Regions from separate parts of the Homo sapiens genome. Here region 2 is linked to region 1. The links are chromatin loops, found by intact Hi-C in ENCODE. Cell type or tissue: heart left ventricle. All regions are shown on one strand. Each heading gives the region's core, and the rest is flanking DNA. Links, peaks and the distances in the headings are about the cores only.

Region 1 (7,888 bases), core at 1,766-6,765:
TTGCAATTTGTGGTATTCACTTAATGGTAGGTTTTGAAGTTTTATCTATTTATATTTGTAGTTCTAGTTCTTTTTTAACAACAGTATAGTAGTAATACATCTCTTTGAACAGGACAGTGAAGTTGATTCCATTTGCTCAATATGATAAATTGCACTGCAAAGAACATTCTTTTACATGTCACAGTGTATAGGTTTCCTCTGGAGTTAAAACTTTGGCATGAAATTGCTTTCCAAACCTGATGCTCCTGTCTGTGTTTGTAATGCCTTTGCAGGCATTAAAACACCTCAGCTACAAGGTTGAATCAATGAGGTGAAAACAGAAAGCTTTCTCTTGTGTTCTTGACGTTAAAGCGTTGTTTCTATTTCATCATGGTGTGTAACGTTTGCTATTGTTTATTATGCGTACCATTTAGCAGGTTAAGAAAATTCCCTTCCCTTCCAAATATTCTAACAGTTTTATCTTGAATAAATACTATTTTAAAATGCACTTTTATATCTATTGGAATGGAATCAAACGTGATTCCTTTTTGACAATTTTTATGTGCTTGAAGTAAAGGGATATTTTACATGCACTCAGTTAAAAAACAAAAACAATAACAAAAACAAAAAACATTTAAACAGGATTTCCCCCCTCCCCAGACGATAAATGGAGTTTTTGCTCTATATCTTTGCTAGGCTCAACATATTTTGAAATATGCTTTGTACTGGGTGTGAGACGAGCCACTTTCATTATGCCTGCCACAGTTGAGCAAGTATAAATATGTAGGTTTCTGTTCTCGTAGCCCTTTATTTGTATATATAAAATATTACAAACACTATACATCTGGGATAATTATCTTGGCTAGTCAATTAACAAGAAAGCCAGATCTATATTCTCCTGACACAACTGGTTTATTATTGCCTTTACTTCTACAACTTCCCCTTTGTTAACTCTAAGCTCTTTAAGGATAAGGAGCTTGGTTACTTCATATTCTCACACAGCTTACTGCCAGGCATGTAGTAGATCTCTACAAATGTTTGTGGAAAGAATCAATGACCAGCATCAGGGAGAATCTTGCTTTTATTAGTATTTGAGTTATTATTTTTGAGACAAACACATTATAGCCCCTATTTTGTTGGGCATAAATTGATTCAACAATAATGAACAGAGAGAAGTTTAATACACAGAAAGTGCAATGGAGTTGCAGTGTGAGAGGTTTACATTTTTGTTTGAACTTCAAGAAGGAGATATTTAAGGATTAAAACCTGGAATTGGAAAATGAAAAGGAAAAATGCTATTAAAAATTAGCAAAATTTTATAAAGAATTTTATAAAGAAACAAAATTAACATCTCAATGTAAAATATATCACCATTGAAATTTAAAACTCGGTAAACAGTGGGCATCTTAATTAGACACTGTTGAAGATCGAAACAAGGAGCTGAACAACATGTAGAAGAAACTAACCGTAATGCACAGCATAGATAGAGATGGAAAACATGGAGGAGAGGTTAAGACACATGAAGTACAAAATAAGGTCCAGGATATGGTTTACAGAACCTTTAATATAAAAGAACTGAGAAACAGGAGTACAGCAATATTTCAAGATATAATGACTAAGAGTTTTCCAAATTAAATGGAATAAATGAATCCTCAGCTTCAAAAACAAAACAAATACCAAGAGAAATAAATGTTCAAACATCTCCCATTTCAGACGAATTTTAGAACTGTAAAATCCCTCCCCTCAAAAATTAAACTCCAAATTACCTATAAAAATGGCTACTAAAAACGATAAGCTAGAAAATACCAGAATAACATCTTCCAAGTTCTAAAAGGAACTGCTATAAATCCAGAGATTTGTATTCAGTTAAACTCTCATTGAAGAACAACAGAGAAATAAATAGTTTTCAGACAAACTGCAAAAAATGTCATGAGGACATGTCATGAAATGAACTTCTGAAGGATGTATTCCAGAAAGAACAAAATCACACCGAGAAAAATTACACAAATTTCAAAACTGAAAGTAAGCAAGATTCTGGGAAACAGGAAGGTCAATCTCGACAAACACAATTTTCATCAAAAGAGAAGAATGTCCAAGAAAAGGTGACTAAAAAAGTAAGTGCAATGGGAAAAAGATCTGAACAGACACCTCCCCAAAGAAGATAGACTGATGGCAAACAGGCATAAACCCATGAAAAGATGCTCAACATCATGTGTTATTAGGGAATTGTAAATTAACACAACAATGAGATACCACAACACACATACTACAATAACTAAAATCCAAAATACTGACAACACCAAATGCTGGTGAAGGTGTGGAACAACAGGAACTCTCATTCATTGCTGGTGGGAATGCAAAATGGTTCGGTTCCCTTTTATTTGACATGGATACCACCATGAACACCTGAATGCTACCTGTGGTAGCACTGAAGCCTTCGTGCCGTATGTTTTTTCCTGTACAGCAACGGGCAGGTAGCATATACAGTATAGATCCACCACACAAAGGGATGATCACATTGCAAACAGAATGGAGTAGGGTGACATGAGGAACAAGATGTTTAAGGGATAGATAAAGAGATAGATAAGTAGATACAAATATAGACTGTGAAATGATTGTCAAGCTAATTAACACTTCATCTACTTTTTTTTTTGTAGTAAGAACATTTAAAATCTATTCTTTTAGATTTCTCAAAGAACTTAAAACAGAGCTACCATTCAATCCAGGATTCCCACTACTGGGTATATATCCAAAAGAAAATAAATTGTTCTACCCAAAAGACACAGGCTCTCATATGTTCATCACAGACATGTTCATTGCAGCACTATTCACAATAGCAAAATCATGGAATCAACCTAGGTGTCCATCGAGGGTGGATTTAATAAAGAAAATGTGGTACAAATACACCATGGAATACTACACAGCCACAAAAAAGAATGAAATCATGTTTTTTGCAGCAACATAGATGCAGCTGGAGGGCACTATCCTAAGCTGATTAAGGTAGGAACAGAAAAGCAAGTACCACACGTTCTTACTTAGAGGTGGAAGCTAAACATTTGGTACTGGCAGATGTAAAGTGTTCAGCAATGGACACTGGAGGCTGCTGCTGGTGGAGGAGGCAAAAGAGGGGAAGAGTTGAATAATTAACTGTTGGGTACTATGCTCACTACCTGGGTGACAGGATCAATAATACCCCAAACCTTAATATCACACAATATGCCCATATAACAAACCTGCACATGTACCCCTGAATCTAAAATAAAAGTTGAAATTATTAAAACATCTTCTCTTTAAGCAATTTTGAAATATGCAAACATTATTATTAACTATAGTCACCAGGATGTGCAATACATCACTGAAACTTAACCTTCCTGTTCAACTTAAACTTTATATCATTTGGCTGACATCTCTTTTTTCCCCATCCACAACCTCCCCTACTCCAGCCCCTGGTAATCACCATTCTACTCTGATTCTATGAGTTCAACGGTTTTAGATTCCACATATAAATGAGACCATGTGGTATCTGTCTGTCTTTGGCTGGCTTATTTCACTTACCATAATGGTTTCCAGTTTCATTCATGTTGTTGCAAATGACAAAATTACCTTCTTTTTAAAGTCTGAATACCATTGCATTGTGTGTACCACATTTTCTTTACCCATTCATCCAATAATGGACACTTTTTTTCCTATCTTGGCTATTGTGCTATGAACATGGCAGTACAAATATTTCTTTGACATACTAATTTCAATTTCTTTGGATATATACCCAGCAGTGAGATTGCTGGATCATATGGTGGTTCTATTTTTAATTTTTTGAGGAACTGCCACACTGTTTTCCATAATGACTGTACTAATTTAAATTCCCACTGACAGTGTACTTTGGTTCTTTTCTCCATATACTTGGCAACACTTGCTATGTTTTGTCTTTTTGACAATAGCCAATCTAACAAGTATGAGGTGTGAGTTAATATCTCACAGTGGGTTTTATCTGCAGCTGCCTGATGATTCACGATGGGCATTTTTTCATATATCTGTTGGCTATTTGTGTGTCTTCTTTTGAGAAATGTCTGTTCATGTCCTTTGCCCCTTTTTTGATCAAGTTGTGTTTTTGCTATTGAGTTGTTTGAGCTCCTGAAATTCTTTTATGAGCTTAAAATTTGTATGGTTGGGCATGGGGGCTGTGGAGCTAGGATTGCTTTGCAATCATCTGTCCAATGTTCTCATGCTTTTCCTAGATGTGTTCCTCATTGAGTAACCAGCCACGCACACACCATTTCCCTCCCAGATGATGACCAAATTCAGGAATGGCCGTAGCCCCAGCTTCCGCATTTTAGTTCCCAATGGTTTCACTTCCTCAGCTTCTGCCCATGGATGCCCTGCCTCCTAATATTTACACACGTCATAGGGCACAGAAGTATGGACAGAAGTCTAGCTCTAATTCCAAGATAGAACTGGATTTCCCATACATTCTCAGTTTATACATGTATGCTGGACTCTAATAATGAGGTTATGCTTAACGAAATACAACCAAATTACAGGCAAATACTGTTGAATGAAAGAGTCTTTTAAAATCATTATTTATAGCATGTCTTACCTCTGGAAGTTAGCTGGTCTTTTTTCTGTTTTTTCAAGCAGATACAAAGATGTTGCCACCAGAGAGCACCATGGTACTGCCTTAATCTTTATATGTCACTTTTTCATTAATCCCTCATTTCAGGGGTGACAAATAATAGCGACGATAATTTAAGCCAAATTTGGAAAATTCTTTCATTCTATTTCTGAATTTAAAAATCAATTATGAAAACATTTTAAAATTGTGTTTTTAAACATCCTAACATAAAAATTTTTAAACAGTTTTGCTAAAAATTGATTCTGGTGATTCAATGTTAATTATGTTTTACATAGGTAAGTTCATATGCCATCTATTTGCTGATTCTCATGAGATGTTTGTGCTAATAATTTGTGGGTTTTGTTACTTTAAGTTAGGTTTAGTGTAAAAGTCTAGGTTCATCCTATTTATGAATCTTGAGAATTGCTGATGTGTCTTTGAATATTGTTTCAGAATTATGCCATTCTTTTACTGAATACACATTTATGCCTATCTTTCCCCTTTCCTCATCTGCGACTCAGTAAATAATATCTAAGGGTACCTTCAGATCTAATTGTCTATTATTTTACACCAACATCTTCAGAATGCACTAGCCAGAAAATACTGCTTCAGTGATACAAAACATGAACAATGTCTGTGTGAGTGAAATTGGACTGTGCAATTATGTTCTCTTTTATAACCCTGATGATGTTTCTAAAATAAAGCTTGTATGCTCAGACTCCCCAAAGGAGTAAACATACTAGAGTTTCTTCATCCTTTGAATGATCATAATTAGATAAAATAGGCACCAGTGTTTCCATTGTGTGATATATGCTTCATACTCCATTTTCTGAAGTGCCTGACAATACAAAATTGTGTCTGTATGATCAAACTTTGTGTTTGGTCAAGTATGGTATTACCAGTGTGCTTATCAAGCTTAATCAGAAGGCATTACCTGAATAACGTTTTATGATATGTAAAAAATACAGTCTCATATGATAAATATAAGCTACCCCTCAAGACATACAAAATAATTCACTGCTAGTTTTGAAAGCTATGACTTCAAATTAAAATGTGTAGAAAATACTCCTTATTACAGCTCTTCCTGTACTGGCTCTAAAGAAATAATCCAATAATCTATTGATTATTTTCCTCATAGACATTCCTTTAACAATGTAAAGCTTCTGTATTTGGGTTTTGTTTCTGGTAGGGGGAGCAAAATTGTGAAAGGGACACAAGAAAATGTCAATAGTTTATATGAAAGAAATGCAAATTTTATGATTTAAAATAACAGAAGACATGCTATCACGGGGAAGGGGGCATCTGTCACTATAGCTCTAAAATTATATGTCTCTGATGTTCAGTTAAATGGAATATTTGTGCTTCAGGAAACTTTAATTTGGGTTAAACCTGTGGCCATATTATCAATATATATGAGCCTTCCTTATTGGCTTCTGGTGGTGATTAAATGAGAAAGGTAAGGGATAAAGTTCTCTCCAGATTCATTTAAACGACTGTCTCAAAAACTGCTCTCCAGAGCACTACTCCAGGAAGAGATCAGGGCGTTTTCCACAGAAAAAAAACTGATTTGGTGATCAGAAAAGTATAGAAAAGCCCACTTAACATATCTCCTTCCTAAAGATTCACAATGAACATTATTATTTAAGAGCTTTTTGAAGTGCAAATCCATGAGCTTTTTAACCCTGAGCAATTGCTACCAAGCTAACTCTGAAATTTACTGCTTTTAGTCAAAATACACTCTTCAGCTAATGCTTTCTTCCAGCTGGCTGTCTTCTTGCCTGCCCTGTGTCGTAAAATGGGGGTCCCTTACTGCATTATCAAGGGGAAGGCAAGACTGGAATATCTAGTCCACAGGAAGACCTACACCACTGTCACCTTCACACAAGTGAAGTCAGAAGACAAAGGCGCTTTGGCTAAGCTGGTGGAAGCCATCAGGACCAATTACAACGACAGATACTGTGAGATCCGCCGTCACTGAGGCAGCAATGTCCTGGGTCCCAAGTCTGTGGCTCGTATCGCCAAGCTCAAAAAGGCAAAGGCTAAAGAACTTGCCAGTAAACTGGGTTAAATGTACACTGTCGAGTTTTCTGTACATAAAAATAATTAAAATACAAATTTTCCTTCAAAACAAAGCAACAAAAACAAAAAAAAGAGCTTTGAGAAATTCTGGAATAAAGAGACATGATGGAAATTTTTTAATACACTGTTGCCAATCTGTAAGACCATAAAGGCTGGGCACGGTGGCTCAGGACTGTAATCCCAGCACTTTGAGAAGCCGAGGCAGGCAGATCATGAGGTCAGAAGATCAAGACCTTCCTGGCCAACATGGTGAAATCCCGTCTTGACTAAAAATACAAAAATTAGCTGGGCATGGTGGCACGCACCTGTAGTCCCAGCTACTCAGGAGGCTGAGGCAGGAGAATCACTTGAACCCAGGAGGCGAAGGTTGCAGTGAGCCGAGATTGCACCACTGCACTCCAGCCTGGCGACAGAGGGAGACTCCGTGTCAGACACTGGAAGACTCCGTCTCAAAAGAAAAAAAGACGGACGGGCGCTGTGGCTCACGTCTGTAATCCCAGCACTTTGGGAGGCTGAGGCAGGCAAGATCACCTGAGGTCAGGAGTTCACGACCAGCCTAGCCAACGTGGTGAAACCCCATCTCTACTAAAAATACAAAAAATTAGCCGGGTTTGGTGGCACACACCTGTAATCCCACCTATTCGGGAGGCTGAGGCAGGAGAATCGCTTGAACCAGGGAAGCGGAGGTTGCAGTGACCCGAGATCACGCCACTGCACTCCAGCCTGGGCAACAAGAGCAAAACTCCATATCAAAAAAAAAAAAAAAAAAAAAAAAAAAAAAAAAAACAACTGAGAAATGGAAATCCAGGTTTGCCACTTACCAGCTGAGTGATCTTGGATAAGATATCTCAATTCTCTGGCTCTTCTTGACATTAAATTATGTAACACATAATGCTAAAGGTACATAGGAAACATGGAATAGATATTAGGGGGGTTTTTAACCTTCTGTCTTAACATGCTTTTAAATCCTATAGTTTTATAGAGCATGTGTTCTAGTAAATTAGTTGCTAATTTATGTTTCTATTCAAGAAAATCATTTGCTTTCATGCACCCAGTTCTATGGTGGGCACCTTGTGTTCTTGACTACCTGTCATCCATCCCTCTCTCTTTCCAAAAGTACCCTGATTTATTATTCAGGCATTAACTTTTCTACAGTATAGCCTCTGCATGTCCAGGGAAATGTGCCCACCCCAAGCTTGGAGGTTGGCTGTAGGGGTTGAT
Region 2 (5,000 bases), core at 1-5,000, 360 kb after region 1:
ATTCAATCCAGCAATCCCATTACTAGGTATCTACTCCAAAGGAAAAGAAGTCACCATATCAAAGAGACACTTGCACGCATATGCTTATTGCAGCACAATTCACAATTGCAAAGATATGGAACTAACATAAGTACCCATCAACTGATGAGTGGATAAAGAAAATGTGGTACATATATGCCATGGAATACTACTCATCCACAAAAAAGAATAAAATGTCTTTTGCAGCAACTTGGATGGAGCTGGAGGCCATTATTTTAAGTGAAATCACTCAGGAATGAAAAAGCAAATACCGTATATTCTCACTCATAAGTGGGAGCTAAGCTATGGGTGCACAAAGGCATGCAGAGTGGTAGAATGGACATTGGAGACTCAGAAGCCAGAAAATGGGCAAGGGATAAAAAACTACATATTGTGTACAATGTATACGGCTCGGTGATGGGTGCACTAAAACCTCTGACTTCACCACTCTACAATTCATCCACATAACTATTGAAATTTAAAAATTACATCATCAGAGGCTGCGGCAGGAGAATGGCGTGAACCCAGGAGGCAGAGCTTGCAGTGAGCCAAGATCGCGCCACTGCACTCCAGCCTGGGCGACAGAGTGAGACTCCGTCTCAAAAAAAAAAAAAAAAAAAAACAATTACATCATCAGAATTTTAAAAAATAAAGTTCATTACAGCTAAAAATAAATTTCAAAATAAAATAAAAATAGTTCGATCAGGTAGAGTTGTTTCATCGGGGAGAGGATCTACAGAGAGATCTGCATGTCACCATTCCAGTGCTTTTCTTTGATTTTTTTTTTTTCCCCTGAGATGGAGTCTCCCTCCATTGCGCAGGCTGAAGTGCAGTTGCACCATCTCGCCTCACTGCAACTTCCACCTCCCGGGTTCAAGCGATTCTCCTGCCTCAGCCTCCTTGCTTTTCTTATTTATATGTACTTTCATATATCCTTTTAAAATTTATCTTTCTGTTTTACAATATAAACAATATATTGGCATTCACAGAAAATATACAATAAATTCATAAACGCATATAACTTATAAATAAACATACATGTATTGAGTTGCTCAAAATTCTTATTACTGGTAAGATGTTCGGTCCAGTCTGGAGATGGTATCCCTTGCCCACACCCCTGGTTGTTTTCATACACCACTTCGGATATATTTAGCTTTTTATCACGGGACTCATAAGTTCTCTAGATCCCCACTGCGATCGTCATCACCAGCACAAACTGTTGCTAATAATTTATTTCTAAGCCAACAAAGGAGAAGTTCTGGCTCTGAGATCAGATTAGTTTTGGCAATTAAAACACATTAATAACTTTTGAATTCTTTGGCAGAAATATTAAACTGCAGCCTTTACTGATTAGTACGGACATTTTTAGAGTAATAATTCACAATATCTGTCATTTGCTGCCTGTGAAATATGTAGGAAATTATTAATATACCCTTAATAATATATCTCTATATCCATCTTGTTTATCCTTTGCTCCTTGAGGGGGATATTTTTAGAAAATGATTATCACTGTCTATCAACTATAAGAGAGAGAAGTAATTAGAGAAGTATTGCACTGGACACTTCTGGAAAATTGGCTTTTCTCGTTTCAATTTCTACCTTTGCAAAAGTTTGCTTTTAAAAAGTGTAATCTAGAAGTTGTAAACATTTCTGCCTTGCAGTTATCCATTCTGTTACATTAAAAACATTTTAAAACGGTCCAACATCTTTATGTTTCTACTTGGTCCCAAATATGGTACCAGATTTTTACTGTAAAAAATCATAAAATACACCAGCATGATCCTTTCGGGAATATATTTGAAAGTTTACCTCCTTAGCACACTCACCAAACATCTTCAGATACCCATACCATTCACACAAAGCTGGTAAAACCAAGATGCTCCCCCGTGATGCATGTGTACGGAGAATGTCAACGAATAAATAAGTGAGTTAAATACACAAGCACTAATTAGAAAACTGTATTGAGAGGTGAGCCCAGCTGGACTTCCTGGGTGAAGTGGGGACTTGAGGAACTTTCCTCTCTTACAAGAGGATTGTAAAACACACCAATCAGCCCTCTGTAAAACACACCAAGCAGCGCTCTGTAAAACACACCAATTGGCGCTCTGTAAAACGCATCAATCAGTAGGATTCTAAAAGTAGCCAATCATGGGGAGGATTGAAAAAAGGGCACTCTGGTAGGACAGAAAAGCAACATGGGGGCGGGGCAGGGGAGGGAGAGACAATAAGGGAATAAAAGTTGCCCCCCATGCTGGCTGGAGTCTCCTTTCACAGTGTGAAACGTTTGTTGTTTTGGTCTTCACAATAAACCTTGGTACCGCCAACTCTTTGGTCCGTGCCATCTAAAAGCGCTGTGACACTCACCGCGAAGGTCCCGGCTTTATTCCTGAGACCACGAACCCACCGGCAGGAACCAACTCCAGACTACTATGTGCTACAGAGAACTTCTTCAGGCCTTGAAAATAGAACATAGTAAAAAGCGGCTTCTTTGTCCATGGATCAGCAGTCACTATTTCCCAGCTCGCCTCCAAGAGCTAACTAAAGTGCAGCATAAACTGCATGCAGCATTGTTTTCACCACAGCAAACCCTTCGGGGTGCCTCCTAGCGGCGGATGGAGAACTAGCATTGCGCGAGAGTGAGTAAACTGTGATAAACCCAAGGGGTTTGCGGGGGACAGGCTGGGTGGCAAGACTTTTAAAGGCTCGCAAATGGAACCACTCCCTCCAGAGGGACTATCTAAATCTCCTCAGGTGCTGACCCTTTCTGACAGTAAAGGACGAGGGCCAGAAGTGTAAAGATTGTGGTCCCGCGCTCCAAGCCCAAGATGCGTTCAGCAGGAGTAGTTGGGTTGGAAAGAAGGCACCCAGCGTCTGCAGCGAAGGACTCGCGTGGGAGCGAGAAATGTCCCTGCCCAGTGCCCCGCGCGCTGGATCGCGGGGGCGAGTCTGAGGGTGGAGAGGCCGCCGGGTGGAGGCGCGCAGGGGTGCGTGGGTGGGTGCGGAAGGAGTGCAGGGTATGGAGGGGAATCTTGGGGCGGCGCGAAGGAGGAGCGCTTGGAAAGGCGCGGTGTTTGGTCACAGAGGGGCTCGGAGTGGGAGTGCAGGGGTGCGGGGAGGGAGTGCAGGGACGCGGGGAGGGAGTGGAGGGGTGGGGACGTGCTGGAGGGGCGCGCCTCGATAGAACTGGAGAAACTGGAAAAGTGGAGGGGCGGGGCAGTGGCTGGAGGAACCTCTGAAGCGACGCGGGGAATATGTGAAGGAGTGCTATGTTGGAACTTGGAGGGGAGGGGGGATGCTGGAGAGGCACACGGTGATGGACATGGAAGGACCCGGGAGGTGTGGAGTGGTGGGCCCGGCCCGTCGCGGGAAGGACACAGAGGGACATAGGCTGCCCTGGAGAGGCGCTTTCGGACATCTGGAGGGGCGCATAGTGCTGGGACTTGGCGGCGCCTGGGGCGGAGGGGCGCGCCGGATCCAGCCGGGCGCGCTCGGGGGCCGGGCGCAGTGGGAGTTGACGGGCGTCCAGCCGGCGGCGCCCTGGGCTCGGCTAGGCGCAGGACGGCCCTGGCAGCGGTGCAGCAGCCCAGGCTAGTTCCTGGGGGGTCCCTGGTCCCCGCCTCCCCGCGCGCCCCGGCCAGCACCGCCCGGAGTCCGGGCGGGGAAGTGGGCGCCCGCGGCTTGGGAAGCTGCTCCCCCGCCCTGGAGCAGAGTCGTCGCTGCGGTCGCTGAGGAAGGACGGAGCAGAGGCCCGCGCTGTCTGGGGAGAAGACTGTGGTGTCATCCCGTCGGGAATGAAGGGAAATGCAGCGGCTGTTTGCGCCCCGGGACTCCAAGAAGTACAGCAGGTAAAGAGAATAGCCACGGCCCGCCACTTCGCCTTCAGTTCCCCCAATTCCTGGGTCCCTTCCTTCTCCTCCAACCTCCTAAACTAACCCCTCTGTTGTTAGACGTCCCTATGCCGGTTCCAGCCTTCCTCCTAGGACTCCATCACCACCCGTGCCCTCTTTCTCCTCGCCTTCTCTGCCCCAGACAGCACTTTCCTTCCCCTGCCCCCTTGTGGGGGCTCAGGGACAAGAGTAAAATGTAATTTAGACAGTTGGCTTTTCTTTGCCCAAAGACTTCACTAACTGATCCTCATTCTGCAATGAGACTTAATAACTTCCTGTGTGCGTGTGTGTGGTGTGAGAGAATCAGAGTGAATTGGTTCTCTGCAAATGATTTTGCCAAAAACTTTGCCCTGGGTTGCTTGCTGGGGAGTCTGTAACACTGAGTAAGCGGAGTGTCTGCACCAAGTGCAAAGTTGCGTAGGGGTTACTTGGGGGTTTTAGAGGGGAACTGAAGCGCAGCAGCGGGGCTCTGTCGTCTTCAATGGGATTACATAATAACTTGATGATCCTCACCACCCTTATACTCATTACCTCCATTAAGTACCACTAATTAATATTTACATATTTGCATGCTGTCACTTGGTTACATCAGCGTTAGCAAGTTGCTTGTTCTTACATCATTACCGAGTATTCTGATGTTTCTGAATGTTAGCACGGCACCAGCCAGTTGATCTGTGAAACATCTACTCATCCAGTGATAATATTGTACAGGCGGATTTTGTAATGCTGGCGCTCCATGTATATCCGTACTATTCATGTACTAATACTCCTGGCTGTTCCTTAACACAGGTAAATTGGTGCTAATAAAGCAATGGAATCGTATTTACATTTTTCAATGTAATATGGGTCTTCCCATGCTTTTCTTCCTTTGATATGAACAGACTGTAAAGAAGCTGTAAAGAAGAGATTGCACAATTCTATTCCAAAAGTACACATAAGCTAAAATCTTCGTTTTTGTTGACGTAATCTTTTGCTAACAGGTTCAGTGTCTCTGGTATTAAAACTTCCTTTCATGACAATATGCTTCCAAATTGACTAGCAAGCAGGCATCCATCCACATGTGTTAAAATATCTTACAGTAAACTTTTAAAGTTA

The links. Peaks named below come from ENCODE experiments on the same cell type or tissue, not always from the same donor. Only the 100,000 strongest peaks of a DNase experiment are listed, where the experiment ranks them.
Region 2: a loop joins it to region 1, with 2.5 times the contacts of the local background. A loop is called at or near these places in 4 of 110 quality-filtered maps.

Annotation. Positions count from the first base shown.
Region 1 is chr13:22,796,946-22,804,833 of GRCh38, forward strand. It overlaps the pseudogene LOC124903254 and the pseudogene RPL7AP73. Among named protein-coding and RNA genes, the nearest start is that of LINC00621, 120 kb to the right of the region's middle. In heart left ventricle, for the core only: a CTCF peak has its summit at 4,632 (motif pointing right); no DNase peak of the experiment used is centred there.
Region 2 is chr13:23,156,784-23,161,783 of GRCh38, forward strand. It overlaps LOC124903134 (a long non-coding RNA gene), which reads right to left and starts at 2,893. Exons shown (of 2, transcript XR_007063719.1): 1 at 2,383-2,893. It also overlaps a transcript of SGCG not described here. In heart left ventricle, for the core only: a CTCF peak has its summit at 2,650 (motif pointing left); DNase peaks (open chromatin) are centred at 2,650 and 3,800; H3K4me3 peaks cover 1,502 bases; H3K27me3 peaks cover 755 bases.